Regions from separate parts of the Mus musculus genome. Here region 1 is linked to region 2. Evidence: chromatin loops called from intact Hi-C (ENCODE). Cell type or tissue: gastrocnemius. All regions are shown on one strand.

Region 1 (8,000 bases), 210 kb after region 2:
AGAATTGTGGCTTAATCTTACAGAGCGATTAGGACTCACTGGGTGATGTGACGGAGGGTATTAAAGCATGCTGAAATTGGATCTAATACCTGCCCCCTTTTGGATGAGTTTTAGTTTTTTGGGTTTTTTTTTTTTTTGGTTTTTTTGAGACAGGGTTTCTCTGTGTAGCCCTGGCTGTCTTTGAACTCACTCTGTAGACCAGGCTGGCCTCGAACTCAGAAATCCGCCTGCCTCTGTCTCCCGAGTCCTGGGATTAAAGGCGTGTGCCACCACGCCCGGCTTGAGTTTTAGTTCTTTTATGTATAGCCTATGGAAAGAGATTCTGTTTGCAGAAATTTTACTATTAGGACATTAGCTAAATGAAGAAGTGTAATATAATTTACATGGTTTGCTCTGGTGGCCACTTAGGATTAACTACAGAAAATAACTCATTCCTTTTGCTTTTTTTGAAACAGGGTCTCGCTGTATAACCTGGAGAACTCTGTAGATCAGGCTGGCCGGGAACTCAGAGAGCTGCCTGCCTGCTTGCTGTGAGATTAGAGGTGCTAGGCATTGTCCCCAGAGAAAGATGAAAGAAAGGATGAGAGGAAGGATGTGGGCCTGGGGGTTATTACCTGTTGTCCTCCCAGGGCACTGCCGACTCTTTTTTTTTTTTTTTTTTTTTTTTTAAAGATTTATTTATTTATTTATTATATGTAAGTACACTGTAGCTGTCTTCAGACGCACCAGAAGAGGGCATCAGATCTCATTACGGGTGGTTGTGAGCCACCATGTGGTTGCTGGGATTTGAACTCTGGACCTCCGGAAGAGCAGTCGGGTGCTCTTACCCACTGAGCCATCTTATCAGCCAGGCACTGCCCACTCTTTAGAGGCTGGGAGGCTGGAGACTTTTCCCAGTTAGAGTTGTGAGAAGTAGGTTTCCTATTAAGATGCACTCACTGAAGATGGGGGGGGATAAAAAAGAGGGGTATCGCTTTGGCTTTTTCTGCTGATAAGCATACATGTATGCAGGTTGAATTTTTCTACAATTTTTTCTACAGTTTTGATGACTGCAGAGAAGCCTCAGTAGTTAGGAGCGCTTACTGTTTGTGTAGAAGACCTGAGTTCAGTTTCTAGCACTCACTAGGCAGCACACACACAAGCCTGTTACTTGAACTTGGAGGATCCCCTCACTCTGCTGGCCTCCACAGAGCCCCACACACAGATGCACACGCACACACACACACACACACAGAGACACAAGCATCTAATTAAAAATAATGAAGGGAAACCATGACAAAAAAGAGTGCCAATGTCTGAGGCTGGATTTGTAGCTTAGTTGGTGAAGTGCTTGTCTAGCAAGAGCACTGGGTTTATGGGTGTGGTGGTGCATACCGGAATCCCGTATCTGGAAATGGAGGGGTGGGGTTAAGGTTCAAGATGCTCCTGGCTACATGTATGAATGCAGAGCATCCTGTATGTGGGCATATACTCTACTAACTTAGCTATGTCCCTAGCCCTGAATCTTTCCTACTTAAATTCATAGAAATATTAAGGAATTCTTCTGAAAATCTTTCTGAGATTTAACAAATTACATTTATTTACTTGTTTGTGCGCACGCATGTGTATGTATTCGTGTGCCATGGTGCATGAATGGAAGTTAGAAGCAGCTTTTAGGAATCCTCTGTCTATCATGTGGGTCTCAGGAATTGAACTTGAGTCACCAGACTTGTCAGCAAGTGCGGGTGGGGAGGTGTGGGGGGAAGGGACATGGAGCCATTTTGCTGACACACTCTTGTGAACATTTATTATTTATTTATTTAAGACAGGTTTTTCCTCTGTGTAGCCCTGGCTATCCTGGAACTCACTTTGTAGACCAGGCTGGCCTCAAACTCAAAAATCTGCCTACCTCTGTATCCTAAGTGCTGGGATTAAAGGCGTGCGCCACCACCGCCCGGCTTCTTGTGAACTTTTTTTAATTTTATTTTTTCAAGACAGAGTTTCTCTCTGAACTACTGTCACCCAGTGAATTTTGTTTCTTTCTTTCTTTTTTTTTAAGATTTATTTATTATATGTAAGTACACTGTAGCTGTCTTCAGACACTCCAGAAGAGGGAGTCAGATCTCGTTACGGATGGTTGTGAGCCACCATGTGGTTGCTGGGATTTGAACTCCGGACCTTTGGAAGGGCAGTCGGGTGCTCTTACCCGCTGAGCCATCTCTCCAGCCCGAATTTTGTTTCTTATGCTTGTTGTGTAAGATAGTAATTGGGTGCCATTGTTAATGTTGTCTTTTTACATTTCAATATGGACTCTAGTCATTTAATAAGACCACAAAAATATAAGGAGTTGGAGGTTGGAATTATATTGGATTTATATATTACTTTGGAGAAAATAGGCAACTTATTAAAATTTTTCATCAACAAGCACAGAGAATGTCTTCATTTATTAGTTCTCTAATGTCCTTCAACAGTGTTTTTAATATTATCAGTTGAAGTTTGTTTATTTTGTTTCTGTATCTTGTACAATTTTAAACATATGTATGTGGAAAAATATGTATATTGAGACAGGATCCTACTGTGTAGCACCGGCTACCTTGGAACTCATTATATAGTCCAGAGATCTATCTGCTGGCTTCTAACTCCTGAGTGCTGGCATTAAAACTATGTACAAATAGTAGGGGAAGGCTCTTAATGAGGAATTATCTGAATCAGGTTGGTCTGTGAACAGATGTGTGGGGGTTGTCTTTTTTTTTTTTTTTTTAGATTTATTTATTTTATTAATGTAAGTACACTGTAGCTGTCTTCAGACACTCCAGAAGAGGGAGTCAGATCTTGTTACAGATGGTTGTGAGCCACCATGTGGTTGCTGGGATTTGAACTCCTGACCTTCGGAAGAGCAGTCGGGTACTCTTACCCACTGAGCCATCTCACCAGCCCGTGGGGGTTGTCTTGATGGTTACTTCATATAAGAAGACCCAGTTTATTGTGAGTGGCACTCAGCTCAAGTAACTTATTCTCACCTGTCTTAGTGTCTTATTGTCTGAGAGACACTATGACCAACAGTGAGGTGGGGAGGAAGGGCTTTACTTAGCTTACATTGGCCACATTGTGGTCCATCATTGAAGGATTTAGAGCAGGAACTCTAGGTTTTGCAGGTACCTGGAGGCAGAAGCTACTGTAGAGCCCACTTACTGGCTCGTCATTCATTGCTTGCTCAGCCTGCCTTAAAGCACCCAAGTCTACCAGCATAGAGGTTGCCTGGCCCTCTCACATCAATCACTAATTACAAATACTAGTTTACAGTCCAGTCTTGGGACATTTTCTGCCTATATTGAGGTTCCTTCTCTCATGACAATAGCTGTGTCAAGTTCACATATAACTAGCCAGCACAGTTAGCATGAGTCTATAAAAAGAGAATGAACACAGTATTACCAGGCTGTGCACTGAGTTTACGGAAGCTTGCATTATACTGAACTGTCTTACAGACATTTTAGGCAGGGGTTCCAAACAATGTAAGAGGAAAGCTGACTGATGGGCAGCAAGCCTCTGCTCGTGACTGAGTATATATGAGAGCTGCTTCAATTCTTGCCTTGATTTCCCTGTATAGCCCCAGCTGTCCTGGAACTCAAATCCACCTGCCTCTGCCTCCCAAGTGCTGGGATTAAGTGCGCCGCCTGGCGGACTGAATGTTTTTAAGCCAAATCCCCAAGGTTGCTTTTTATTGGAATATTTTCCCCAGTATCTGAAATGAATCCAGAATACCTACCCTTTTTTGATTTAAACGATTTATAATCTGTAGGTTAAGAGTGCGTACAACAGTGTAGTCCACAGCTTGGAGACATTACCTACATTTGCACAGACTCACATCCAACTTTTTATTTGCTGAGCCACTTGAGAATAAGTTACAGAATTTGTGCCATTTTCTGCTGAATACTTTGTTATTCATCACTTTAGAAAGTATAATATTTTTATTATTTTGTTGAGAATTTCACAACAATGTATTTATTTTTTTAAATTATGGGTATGGGAGTTTTGCCTGGATAAGACAGAAGATGGTGGCGGATCCCCCGGAAGTGATGTTACAGATACTTGTGAGCCTCCATGTGGATGCTGGGAGTTGAATCCGAATTCCCTGGAAGAGGAGCACGTGCTGTTCACTGCTGATCCGTACCTGGAGCTCCACAACGTATGTTTTTAAATTCTTATTTATGCGTATGGGTGTTTTGTTTGTATGTATGCCTTTATATGGTGTGTATTCCTAGTGTCCATAGAGACTGGAAGAGGGCCTCTTCAGACCTTAGACCTGGACTTAGAGATGGTTGTGAGCCCCCGTGTAGGTGCTAGGAATTGAATCCAGATCCTTTGGAAGAACAGCTAATGCTTTAAACTGCTGAGCTATTTCTCAACCCCCCAAATTAATGAATTTCCTTTGAGGCAGGATCTCATAATAGCCCTGACTAGCCTGGAACTTGCTATGTAAACCACGCTGGTCTTGAATTGTTCTAGTGCTGGCTCCAAGGGGTTAAAGTGGCTTATCACCACACCTAGCCATAGACAATGTAATGTGATCATATTTACCCTGCCAACTTCTCCCCCCAGCTACCCTCAGATGATATATCTCTTTTAAGACAAGGAAATTCTCCCATGAGACCTCATTCCACTGTTGACATGCAAGATCATTGGTATTTGACATATCATAGTGTGTTCACTGTTATTTATAAACTGTTTAATGGTACTTAAAAACTACCTTTTCTTTGTAGTTATTACAAATGACTATGAGCTTTTGATTTCATGGTATGAACACAGCAACAGTGGTAACTTCCTTAGTTATAATTTGTCATTAAAAGTTTATTATAAGAAAGCTAAATTAGGGGGCTGGTGAGATGGCTCAGTGGGTAAGAGCACCCGACTGCTCTTCCGAAGGTCCAGAGTTCAAATCCCAGCAACCACATGGTGGCTCACAACCATCTGTAACAAGATCTGACTCCCTCTTCTGGTGTGTCTGAAGATAGCTACAGTGTACTTACTATAATAATAAATAAAATCTTAAAAAAAAAAAAAAAAAAAAAAAAAGAAAGAAAGCTAAATTACTATGTGTAATAACTTGACTTTAGTTCTTTGGTTTTTGTGTGTGTGATTAAATGTATCTAAAAATTGTAAATTTTGTCTTTATTTTCTTCTATATAGCTTTCAATCAGATTACTTACTTTTAAATATTCCTTTGAATTTAGTATTCTCGTGACTATTGTATTAGATAGCTTGTAATGACATGAAAATAAAACACCTTTTTGTATTTTAGGATGACACACGAGTTGTGAGAGTGAAGGTTATAGCTGGCATAGGCCTGGCCAAGAAAGACATCTTGGGAGCCAGGTAAATAACAATGCATGAGCTTGGGGTTTAAGGAAACAGTATTGCTTAGTTTCTTTCTTGAACTTTGATTAAATGAAAATCTGAGTGATAGTAGCAAATTTTGGTACACAGTGAGATCCTTACAGGGTAAGTGGCTGATTATTTTCTTGGTATCTGAATCAATGAATTTGCAAAATTAAAGACAGTTGTAGTTATAGATTTACTATTGAGTTCTGCCCCCAGAATTTGATAGCATTTTAATTCTCTAAATCCGTTAGCAGATAATAACCAGCATAATCTCTGGTTACAGTAGAAAAAGGAGCTCTGAGTATCAAGTGAGCAGAGCGGGGCGCACTGGGTTGGAGCTACATGGGAGAGACCCAGTGGTGTGGCGGGGTTCCCTTAGAGGAATTAGTCAGCCAGGGAGAATTACAACCTGAGGCAGGGGTTGGTGGTCTCCACAGCCTGAAAACCTGGAGCAGGGGTTGGACTCTGGTGGAGAAATGAGAGATTGGCAGGAAGCCTGGCAGTGGTGGGGATTCTGGAAGAGAAAGAGTTGGCCTCTCAGCTGGTGTCAGAAGATCTGAGCAGAGAGTGAGTGTCTAAACAAGATAGATAAACACAGAAAAAAACAACCCAGAGTCTCTGTAACTCAGCTTACAATGTCCACGGTACAGCATGTAGTCACCTGGTCTGTAAAGAGCAAGGGAAGTGGGACACACTGTCAATCAATAAGGAATATGTGAGCAGAATGTGATGGGAGGCACTCACGGCTAGTCTGGTCTACATAGTGAGTTCCAGGGCTGCATAGCGAGACTCTGTCTCCACGAAACAAAAACTGGGTGGGAAAGAAAGAAAAAAAGAAAGGGAGAAAGAATATATGCTCATTGTCAGTCAAAACATTGGAAATCTCAGGAATGAAGTAGAGACATAAATAGATAAATAAATAATAAAATACCGGGGAAACTCTACAACTAAAATATAATTGAAATTCAAGTTCTTTGGTTGGCCGTGATTTCTGAATGGATACATAGAACAAAGATGAACTGAACATAGATTAATGGGGATCATTTACCAATTAGAAGATGATGAAGAAGAAAGGTCTGTTTGAACTACATCCCAGAGAGATAAATAATGAAATAAAATCTTTTTAAAGAATAAGTGTCTAAATTTGGAAAACGATCAATGAAATATACAACTGGACTGGAGAGTTGGCTCAGCAATCCTGTATTGCTTTTACTGAGGTTTCCCTGGGAACTGCCTGTGACCAACTCCAGGGGATCTGGCGCCCTCTCCTGGCCTCCACAGGCACTGCACACATGTACACACAACTTAAATCTTTTTAAAGAAGAAATGTTAAAGCAGGTTAAAGCTCCTGGTGAAGAGAAAGGAAAAGACCATCAGAAGTGATAAATACCTGGAATCTACAGATGCTTTTTTTTTTAATTAATTAAAAGTTTTATTTTTGTGTGTGGGTGTTTTGTCTTCATGTATATGTTTGAACATTTGATGTCCATAGAGGTCAGAAGAGGATATTAGTCTCCTGGAACTAGAGTTATAATTGGCTGTGATCTGCCATGTTTGTGCTGGGAATCAAACTTGGGTCCCTTGCAAGAGCAGTAAATGCTCTTAACCTTATACAGGGCCCATTGGAATCATGATTCAACAACCTTGTCTTACGGATTCATATTAGATAAAAGGGATGAAAGGAATGCTTATGGGAATAACAGCATAAAGGATAGGGTGTGTGTTTGCTGTGACCCTGCATGGAAGGATCGTGTGGTAGAAAGCATAGGCAAAGTGAATCATTAAGGGTATGAAATAGAAAACATAATCATATCAACATTTCAACAGTAATGTGAAGAATTTTAGGTTTTGTAAGAGCAGAAATTTGGAGGTTTTTTGTTTTTGTTTGTTTCTTTTTGACAGTTTCTCTGGCTATCCTAAAATTACTTCTGTAGACTAGGCTGGCCTTGAACTCAGGACTGCCTGTCTCTGTCTCTCAAGTGCTGGATTTAAGGGCATGTGCCACCACCACCATAGCTATGCAAGCATAGTTGTACTCTAGAGCTGTAAAAGCAGAAATTTTAAACTGAAGTTCTTGAAACAATTAAAAAGTCAGTACAAAACAATTCTTTTTAAAGGGGACAGGACAAGGGAAGGAAAACATGAGTTAATATACTTGTATCCAATCATGTAATAATTACAAGCACCCACATTAGCTGGCTTACAACTGTCTGTAAATCCAGCTCACGGAGATCCAACACTCTTATGGCTTTGGCAGGCACATGTACACATAACACAGAGGCATACACTGTATGCACATAAATTATGAAGCAACTCTTTAAAAAACATACTTAAATTCAATGATATACCTAGGTTGGGGAAAATGGATGCAAAAATGGTATGATAAAGATTAACGTGAATACGAGCCAGGCAGTGTGGCACATGTCTTTAATCCCAGCTATCAGGAGGCAGAGGCAGGTAGATCTCTGACTCTGTAGGCCAGCCTGGTCTACATATAGCATTCTAGGATGGTTAGGGCTACACAAGAGTAACCCTGTCATGAAAAAAACAAAATCAAAAACAATTAAAATCTGCTAAAATAAGGGAAAGGTATTTTCAAATATTTCACAATGATAATAAAATCACCAGGAATGTATTAGGCA
Region 2 (8,000 bases):
GAGGCAGAGGCAGGCAGAGCTCAGAGATCAAGGCCAGCCTGGTCTACAGACTGAATTCCAGGACAGCCAGGGCTACACAGAGAAACCCCATCTAATAAGGGGGAAAAAAAGTTGGACAGGGAACCAGCTTGTGAGTTTGACATACTGACTTAAATATTTATGCGTCAATGACAAACTGAAAGAATCCCCAAGCGATCTGTCTCACTGGAAGGGTATTTTTAAGAACTCAGCACAGTCTTGTGTGAAAACTCTAAATGTAATAAGAGTGGCCTCTGAGACGTCCAGTGGCAGTTCTAGCTTTTACAGGCCATAAACAGCAGCAGCAGTAGGGGATGTCAGATGAATTACAGGAAATAATTGAGACTGTATGATTTTCCCCCTAGCATATAGAGTAGAAGAAGGAAGGAATCAAAATATTTCAAAGGTTTCAAGTGTGAGAGACTCAGGGAGCACATGTGTGGCTACATGGAGCACATGTGTGGTTACATGAAGCACATGTGTGGTTACATGGAGCACATGTGTGATTACATGGAGCACATGTGTGGTTACATGGAACACATGTGTGATTACATGGAGCACATGTGTGGTTACATGGAGCACATGTGTGGTTACATGGAGCACATGTGTGGCTACAGGGAGCACATGTGTGGTTACATGGAGCACATGTGTGGCTACAGGGAGCACATGTGTGGCTACAGGGAGCACATGTGTGGTTACATGGAGCACATATGTGGTTACATGTCACAGTGAGGCTTAGGCTGGTTTGGTTTGTTTGATATTTTTGTTTATTTAGTTGGTTTGGTTTTCTTTATTATTATTATTTTTTTTTTTTTTTGAGAAGTGCTTACCCAGAATTAAGCAGCACCAAGAGATTTAAGTGATATATTGGTGTTGTAATGAGAAAGCATCAGGAGTCTAGGGTTGAGTCTTGGAGAACATTATGGTTTAAGATGAGAAGAAAAAAAAAAAAAACCAGACCGTAAATGATATCACAGAAAACAAAGAGGCCAGCAGGCCCTCCTGCTCCTTGGCATTTCAGCTTGGTCCCCTTGTAACTGGTCAGGCTGCCAATCAGTAATTTTTATAAATCTCGTGTTGCTTCACACTTAAACCTCAGGGAACTCTTAAACAGATCAAAGCCACAATTGCTTAGGCCTGGTGTAAGTCAGTCTTGGCCTGAATCTAACCTTTAAGGGATTTATAATGCTCTATAAAATGCAATTTGCCTGACATTTGGTACTTTTAAATGTTGAGTTAATGAATATAGAAAACTAAAAAGGTTTTGGAACCACCTGTATGGCCTAGGAGTTAACTCCTGTAGAAGGGTAGGACCAGTGAACCCTCTCTAGGGTTACAGAGCTGATCAGGACACTCAGAGAAGCCAGCACGACATGCAAACATGGAATTCACTAAAACCCCTAGTAACACACGCTATCACACATGTTTTAGGGTTTAGTAGTAAGCATGCCCAGTATGAAGAACTGGCTTGGATGTCAGTGTTGTGTAAGACAAGTCTTGCTTTGCCCGGGAGCAAATGTGGATGCCTTAACAGAACTTACTAATTCTTAGCATTACGTAGCCTTAAAAGCACTAAACTGCCCATTTCTATTTTAGAGGCCTAAGTAGCTGTCTATAATCCTGTTCACCTCTAAGAATGTGTATGGTTTAAACAAATTCCTAAAAAGACTTTACTACCAGTTTATTCAGGCTTTGTCCCACACCTTTCTAAACCGATCGACCTGCCTTAGAGTAGAATTATGTGAAGTGGGGGTAAACATGTAGTGTGGGGTAGCACAGCATATGAAGGAAAACCCTGTGTTATGCCAAGATTAGATAGGTTACGTCATCTCATTAAATCAGTGTGTGGGGCTGGGTTGCTGTTCCGTGGTAGAGGTCTTACCTGATTCCGTTCCCACTTCTGCAGATCCTACTCAGGAGTGTGGCTTGGGTAAAGTTCTCTGGGCCCTAATGTTATGTACATGACATCACATCGGCATTCCATAGCTCAGAGTTCCCACAGAATTCAGTATTCTCCAGAAAGGTACCATAGCTTCTTTGCTGGGACTCTGACCTCTGCAGTGTGCTCCACTTAGACCTTTAACGATGCATTTAAAAAAACGTATCTTCAGATAACTGTGTTTTGTTTTATGCATTAGGATTTTATTTTTGTCTTACACTATAAACTGTTTGGGGTATCTTGGGAACGGGGTATATGGTGGAAACTGCATAAATATTTGCTGAATTAGTTAGGAAATCACTCATTTGAATACATTTTTTCTTGAGATTGAAGATTTTCCTAAAAAAAAAATGTGTCCTTTAAACTTCCTGTCATAGGGCTGGGATTGCAGCTCAGTGGTAGAGTACTTGCCTAGCAGGTGCAGGTGCAGGGCCCTGGGTTCAAACACCAGCACCACAAATAAAGAAAACAAAAATACGGGTGGGATATAACTTGTTCTTGAAAGTTTAGAGAGATAATGATGATAAAAATACAGGTATATATATTTACCTGTATTAAAAGACATACACTATGGGCTGGAAAGATGGCTCAGCAGTTAAGAGCACTGACTACTCTTCCTAAGACCCTGAATTCAATTCCCAGCAACCACACGATGGCTCACAACCATCTGGAATGAGATCTGATGCCTTCTTCTGGTGTGTCTGAAGAGGGCAGCAGTGTACTCACATATGTATAATAAATAAATCTTTAAAAAATAAAGATATACATAATTATCTTCTAATCTTATAATTAACACACCAGTCTTATCATCTAGCTTTATTTGTAAACTTCATAAGAGATGAATGTATTGTGTGACAGTTAAAACATTTTGATTTTGTTTGCAGCAACGTGAGCTGGAGGAATTGCAACTACAGCAAAGGCGGCAGGGCTGCATCAATGAGATTATTGAAGAAGAGAGGCTGAGACTCCTCAAAGAACATGCTGCAAAGTTACTAGGCTATCTCCCCAAAGTAAGTGACACTGACCTTAGTGTGTGAGCCTCGTCCTACTGGAGAAAACAACGGCGCTGAAGCGTGATTCTAGAGTCAGAGGGAGTAACTTCATGCTGTTGTTTGTTGGTGAAGCACTGGGACCCAGGCAGAGTTGATACCTATCGTCCTTTTTAAATGCCTCGATAGCAAGAGCTTGTCCTGGAGCATTACTAGTGATCTGAGCTAGAGTTATCAAGATTGAGTATTTATTCATTTATTTATTTATTCATTTATTTACTTTTTGAGACAAGGTGTAGCCCAGGCTGGCCTGGAACTCCCTATGAAACAGAGGATGACCTTGAACTTGTGGTCCTCCTGCTTCTCCTCCTGCAGGCTTGTGTTACTTTGCCAAGCTTCTGTGGGGCTGGGGATCTAACCTAGAGCCTTGCTAGGCAAGTGCTCTATGTAGTGACCTATATCCCCAGCCCCTGAGCTAACACTTTTGAGGCTCTTCATCTGCTTGTTGCATGGGAAATCTGAAACAAACTACCCTAGAGCAACTATAAAAGGGTAAACATGAAGATAATGAGAGACATGAAGCCTTGTCATGGGTGAACACATGCTAGACATGAGTCTGAGCCGAGTCTGCTCTGTGGGAAACTGATTGTAAGTAGGTACTAGGCAGCCTCAACTATTGAGAGCTATTCCAATAGGCAATGAATTTTCATGTATAGTATTTGAGACACATTGTGACTGCTAATAATTAGCTTCCTTATCCATATAAACATGGAGATTCATAAAGCCACAGTCCTTCAAATATATGAGTCATATTGCTTGAAGTCTTTATTGACTATGCAGAATCAAGTGTGTTCAGTCCCTAACCAATGAAAGAAAAAGGAAAATTATTAAAAGTTGCTAGCCGTAGTGTATTAAAGTCTAATTAGTTAGGTAGATTTAAATACGCATGATAGCCTGATGCCAAAATTCACCCATGATTGGTATATTTAATAAAACAGACTATATATATGCTGAGAGGGCCTTTGGACTTCAACATCTGAGTGGAGAAAATACTTCTGGAGGGCAGCCGGGACCCGTTAAGAGTAAAATTCAGTGTCTCAGAATGAGCCGCTGATAGACTGAGGCAGAAAGAGTGCGTCCGGACAGTAGCCTGTAATGTAGGCAGTCACGGCCGGAGTTAGAGCATAAGGCACAGCAGCCCCTAGCACAGCTTAATACTCTGAGGTTGAGTAATCAGGAACTGGGAGCAGCTCAGTGATATTCAGATATACTTGAAGCCATAGTCTTTCTGATATTTTAAAATTAAGTTTCAATAATCGATCTCATTATCTGCATTTCTTCATTAGCTTCATGTCTGTGTGTGTTAGTCCTAAGAAAATTCAGTGAAATACTCTAATGTTCAAAGTAACCAACAAAATGCTTCTTTGTAGGGAGTGTTTAAAAGAGAAGACGATGTTGACATGCTTGGTGAAGAGTTCAGGAAGGCCTATCAGAAAAGGGATGGAGTCTGAAGCCGAGTCTTCATAGCAAGGCCGGGCGAGACCTGGAGTGCTCAGATGCTGCCACTAGATGTCAGCGTAACTGCTGTTTTACAGTTGGTGACAGTAGGCCCTGGTCTATCTGCATGTTCTAAAACATCCTCCTATTTCATCATGTATACAGTTTGACAAAAATTAAACACATTAGTACTTTAACTGCAGAATTAGTCATTTTTATTTACTATGCATTCTATGATGCCATCATATCACAGAATTCCACAGAACCAGAGGCCAAACACAGCAGCTCACTACAGGGAGACGACAGACCTCTCTGGGCAGTATGTAAGACACTTTTCTAATTCATAAACATTAAACAGCTATTTACTTCTCTCAAGTTTCTGTCATCAATATTTTGTAGTTTTCAATACAGCCATCTTCAATCTCCTTGGTAAAATTTAGTCTAAAATGTTTTTGTTAGATACTACAAATGGGGTACTGTAGATTTTCTCTGATATTCTGCCACTGATGTATAAAAATGCCACTACTTTGGCTTGTGCTATGCTAGGGACTGGATCTGGGGTCTCATACATGTTCTGTAAGTGCTCTGCCACTGAGCTACAGCTCAAGGCTTTCATTTGTGCTGTCAGTCTCCTGATGTGTGCCTATTGGTTTTCTTACCTTGTAACTTTACTCAGTTGATTTGATCTCAACCATTTTTCATAATGGACAACCCAACTTCTTTGTTCCCAGACTTCATATTTTTCTTTCTCTTGCTGGTTATATTTGATTAGCATTTCTGCTAAGATTAAAAAAATATTTTACGAGCCGGGCGTGGTGGCGCACTCAGGAGGCAGAGGCAGGCGGATTTCTGAGTTCGAGGCCAGCCTGGTCTACAGAGCGAGTTCCAGGACAGCCAGGGCTACACAGAGAAACCCTGTCTCGAAAAACCAAAAAAAAAAAAAAAAAATTTTACATGTGCTTGCCTGCATATATGTGTACTAGATGTCTGCAGAGCTCAAGAATGCCTCAAGACGGTGTCCTAGCCTCTGGAACTGGAGTTACAGATGACTGGGACCATACGCACGGTGGGAACCAAACCTGGGTTCTCTGCAAGAGCAACTAGTGCTCTTTTGGGGAGGTTTTGGAGAGGGTGGAAACAGAGTTTCACTGTGTGGGCCTGGCTGTCCAGGCTAACCTCGAACTCACAGAAATCTTCCTGCTTCTACCTCCTGAGTGCTGGGATTAAAGGCGTGTGCTCTCTGCCTAGCCATTGCTCTTAACTGTCTGATTTCAGGTCTTATAGGGATGGGCAACCTGGGATGTGATTAATGCAGACCACTACAAATAGCAAACTTAAAATGTTATACAAAATTCATTTTTTTAATTTGTAATTCTGTTGCATAGTCTTTCAGTATGAACTCTGAAGATCACAATATCATGTCACAATATAAAAGGATTGGATACACAAATACGTGGGGCTAAGCTTCAGCTTTTCCCTGTTCAGTGTGTTGGCTGTGGGTTTGTCACATATGACTCACGTTACAGCACATTCCTTCTGTAACCTACTTTGCTGACAGTTTTGTCATGAAGTGTTGCTCAGTCTTGGGCTTTTCTCTCTACTGAATTTACAAACCTTTTCTTCATTCTGTCAGTGTGACATGCTTACTGATTTGAATGTCAAATCATCTAGGTTGAATCCCACTGCATCGTGATGAGGGATCTTTTGATGTATAGAAGTTGTTTGCTGGTGTTCTGGGGAGCATTTCTGCATCTGAGTTGATCAGAGATACTGGACTATGGGAGTTGTTGGCTTGGTTTTGTTTGTTGCTCTTGCATGATTTCGGTATCAGGATGAGCATACTTGAATGTGGAAATGTCTTTATGTCACTGTTTTGGAATAGTTTGAGAAGAACTGCCAATCTTTAAATGTTTGGTAGAAGCTGGCAGTGAAGCCGTCAGGTCCTGTGTTTTTCTTTGAGGAGATTTATTTTTTTAAATATTTATTTTTATTTTATGTGTATCCCTGAGTGCATGTCTATGTATCCCGTTTGTGCAGAGGTCAATGGAGGCCAGAAAAGGGCCTTGAACCCCTAGAGCTGGAGTTAAAGGTGGCTGTGAGCAGCCCTGTGGGTGCTGGGAACTGAATTTGGGTCCTCTGCAATAGCAGCAATGCCCTCCGTAACCACTGTGCCATCACACCAGCTCCCAATAGAGCTTTTTATTATGGATTTGATCTACTTGATCTCCCTTCTTACTATGGGTGTGTCCAGGTTTTTCTATCTTAGTTAATTCTTGGTAGTATATCTCCAGAAATTAAACATTCTGTGTTATCCAAATTGTTCATAATCACTTATACTTATGATCCTTTGGTACAGTAAGTGTGTCCCTGTTTCCATCTCTATTTTGTCTCCTGTGTGCACAACCACTGAACAAGAGAACACACACATAGCCCCTGCACAACAGCCTCTGGTCCCAGCCTGCATCACTGCTGTTGGATGCAGCAGCCGTGCACAGCACACAGGCCTGCAGCAGACTCAGCAGCTGCAGCTGGGGATCTCCAGAATCTTGCCCTGCCATCTTCTCTGTCCTCTCCCAGGTCTAGTAGGTCATAAAAGATAATTAAGAGTCGAAGTCTTGCTTCCTTATTTCATAACTACTAATGAAAAAGGAAGTCAGGCCAGAGTTGCCGTCTGGCTTTGTCTTCCAACATCCTCCCAAACATTCTGTTTATTTCACCAGGTCATTATCTAACTCTTTTATTTCACAAATGTTCTTATTACTCATGAACAGCAAGAAGACTACACTTGATATCAAATGAGCATCCCATTGCAGTTGCTCACTCATGAACTGCCCCACTCAAGAGCCTTCATAAACTCCTCCTCGCTGAAAGACAGCATCTTGGCAGCTTCAATATGCATCTGTTTTTAAAAAATATATATTGTTCAATTTAGAGATGGACACACAACAAAAGAAAATTTGTTTGTGTTAATATGCTATCAAAAAAATAAGCTATTGTTGGATTATACATACTAACCATGCAAGTGTAACACTTTAAATTGATATTACATGAAGACCAAGCTACTGTTAAAAGAATAATTTGATATCATTATACCTGATCTTTGTAACGAGAGAGGGCTGTGAATTGTCTTTTTTCATGTTTCAAGAAAGATACAATGTGTTTTAGAATTACTGCTCAAAGTTTGAAGAGGAAATTAATCCACTAAAATTAGTCATTCTCATGAATGGTACTTTCTGTAGTTGGGAGGGAATATATATACAAACATATCTGTGTATGTGTGCGCGTGCGTGCGTGCGTGCGTGTGTTTTAAACCAGTGAACCTCACTATGTATTACACAGATGTGACTTCACACGTATACAGTGCATCTTTAGATACAATTTTATGTGTAAGATTATAAGCAAAGTAAAAACAAACTTTTTGGCAGAACGGTCTGTCTGTAGTGTATCTGAGATACAGCGTCTATTGTTAGACTCACCTTCTGCCTTTTCAAAATGTCAATCAATTTCAACTGCTTCTTGAACCCTATCATTAATTCTCCTTTTTGTCTTTCTAGTTT

Evidence for each region. Peaks named below come from ENCODE experiments on the same cell type or tissue, not always from the same donor. Only the 100,000 strongest peaks of a DNase experiment are listed, where the experiment ranks them.
Region 1: it touches region 2 in a loop (2.8-fold over the local background); 11 of 42 quality-filtered maps call a loop at or near these places.

Annotation. Positions count from the first base shown.
Region 1 is chr9:72,665,952-72,673,951 of GRCm38, forward strand. It overlaps a transcript of Nedd4 not described here. Among named protein-coding and RNA genes, the nearest start is that of Nedd4, 23 kb to the right of the region's middle. In gastrocnemius, CTCF peaks have their summits at 613, 3,668 and 6,631 (motif pointing left); a DNase peak (open chromatin) is centred at 6,623; H3K4me3 peaks cover 1,473 bases; H3K27ac peaks cover 5,307 bases.
Region 2 is chr9:72,453,937-72,461,936 of GRCm38, forward strand. Mns1 (meiosis-specific nuclear structural protein 1) reads left to right here. Exons shown (of 10, transcript NM_008613.3): 9 at 2,842-2,967; 10 at 4,377-4,640. The coding sequence ends at 4,457. Tex9 (testis expressed gene 9) reads right to left here. Exons shown (of 12, transcript NM_009359.4): 11 at 7,920-8,000; 12 at 4,119-7,342. The coding sequence ends at 7,265. Among named protein-coding and RNA genes, the nearest start is that of Mns1, 19 kb to the left of the region's middle. In gastrocnemius, CTCF peaks have their summits at 2,668 and 4,509 (motif pointing right); a DNase peak (open chromatin) is centred at 4,505.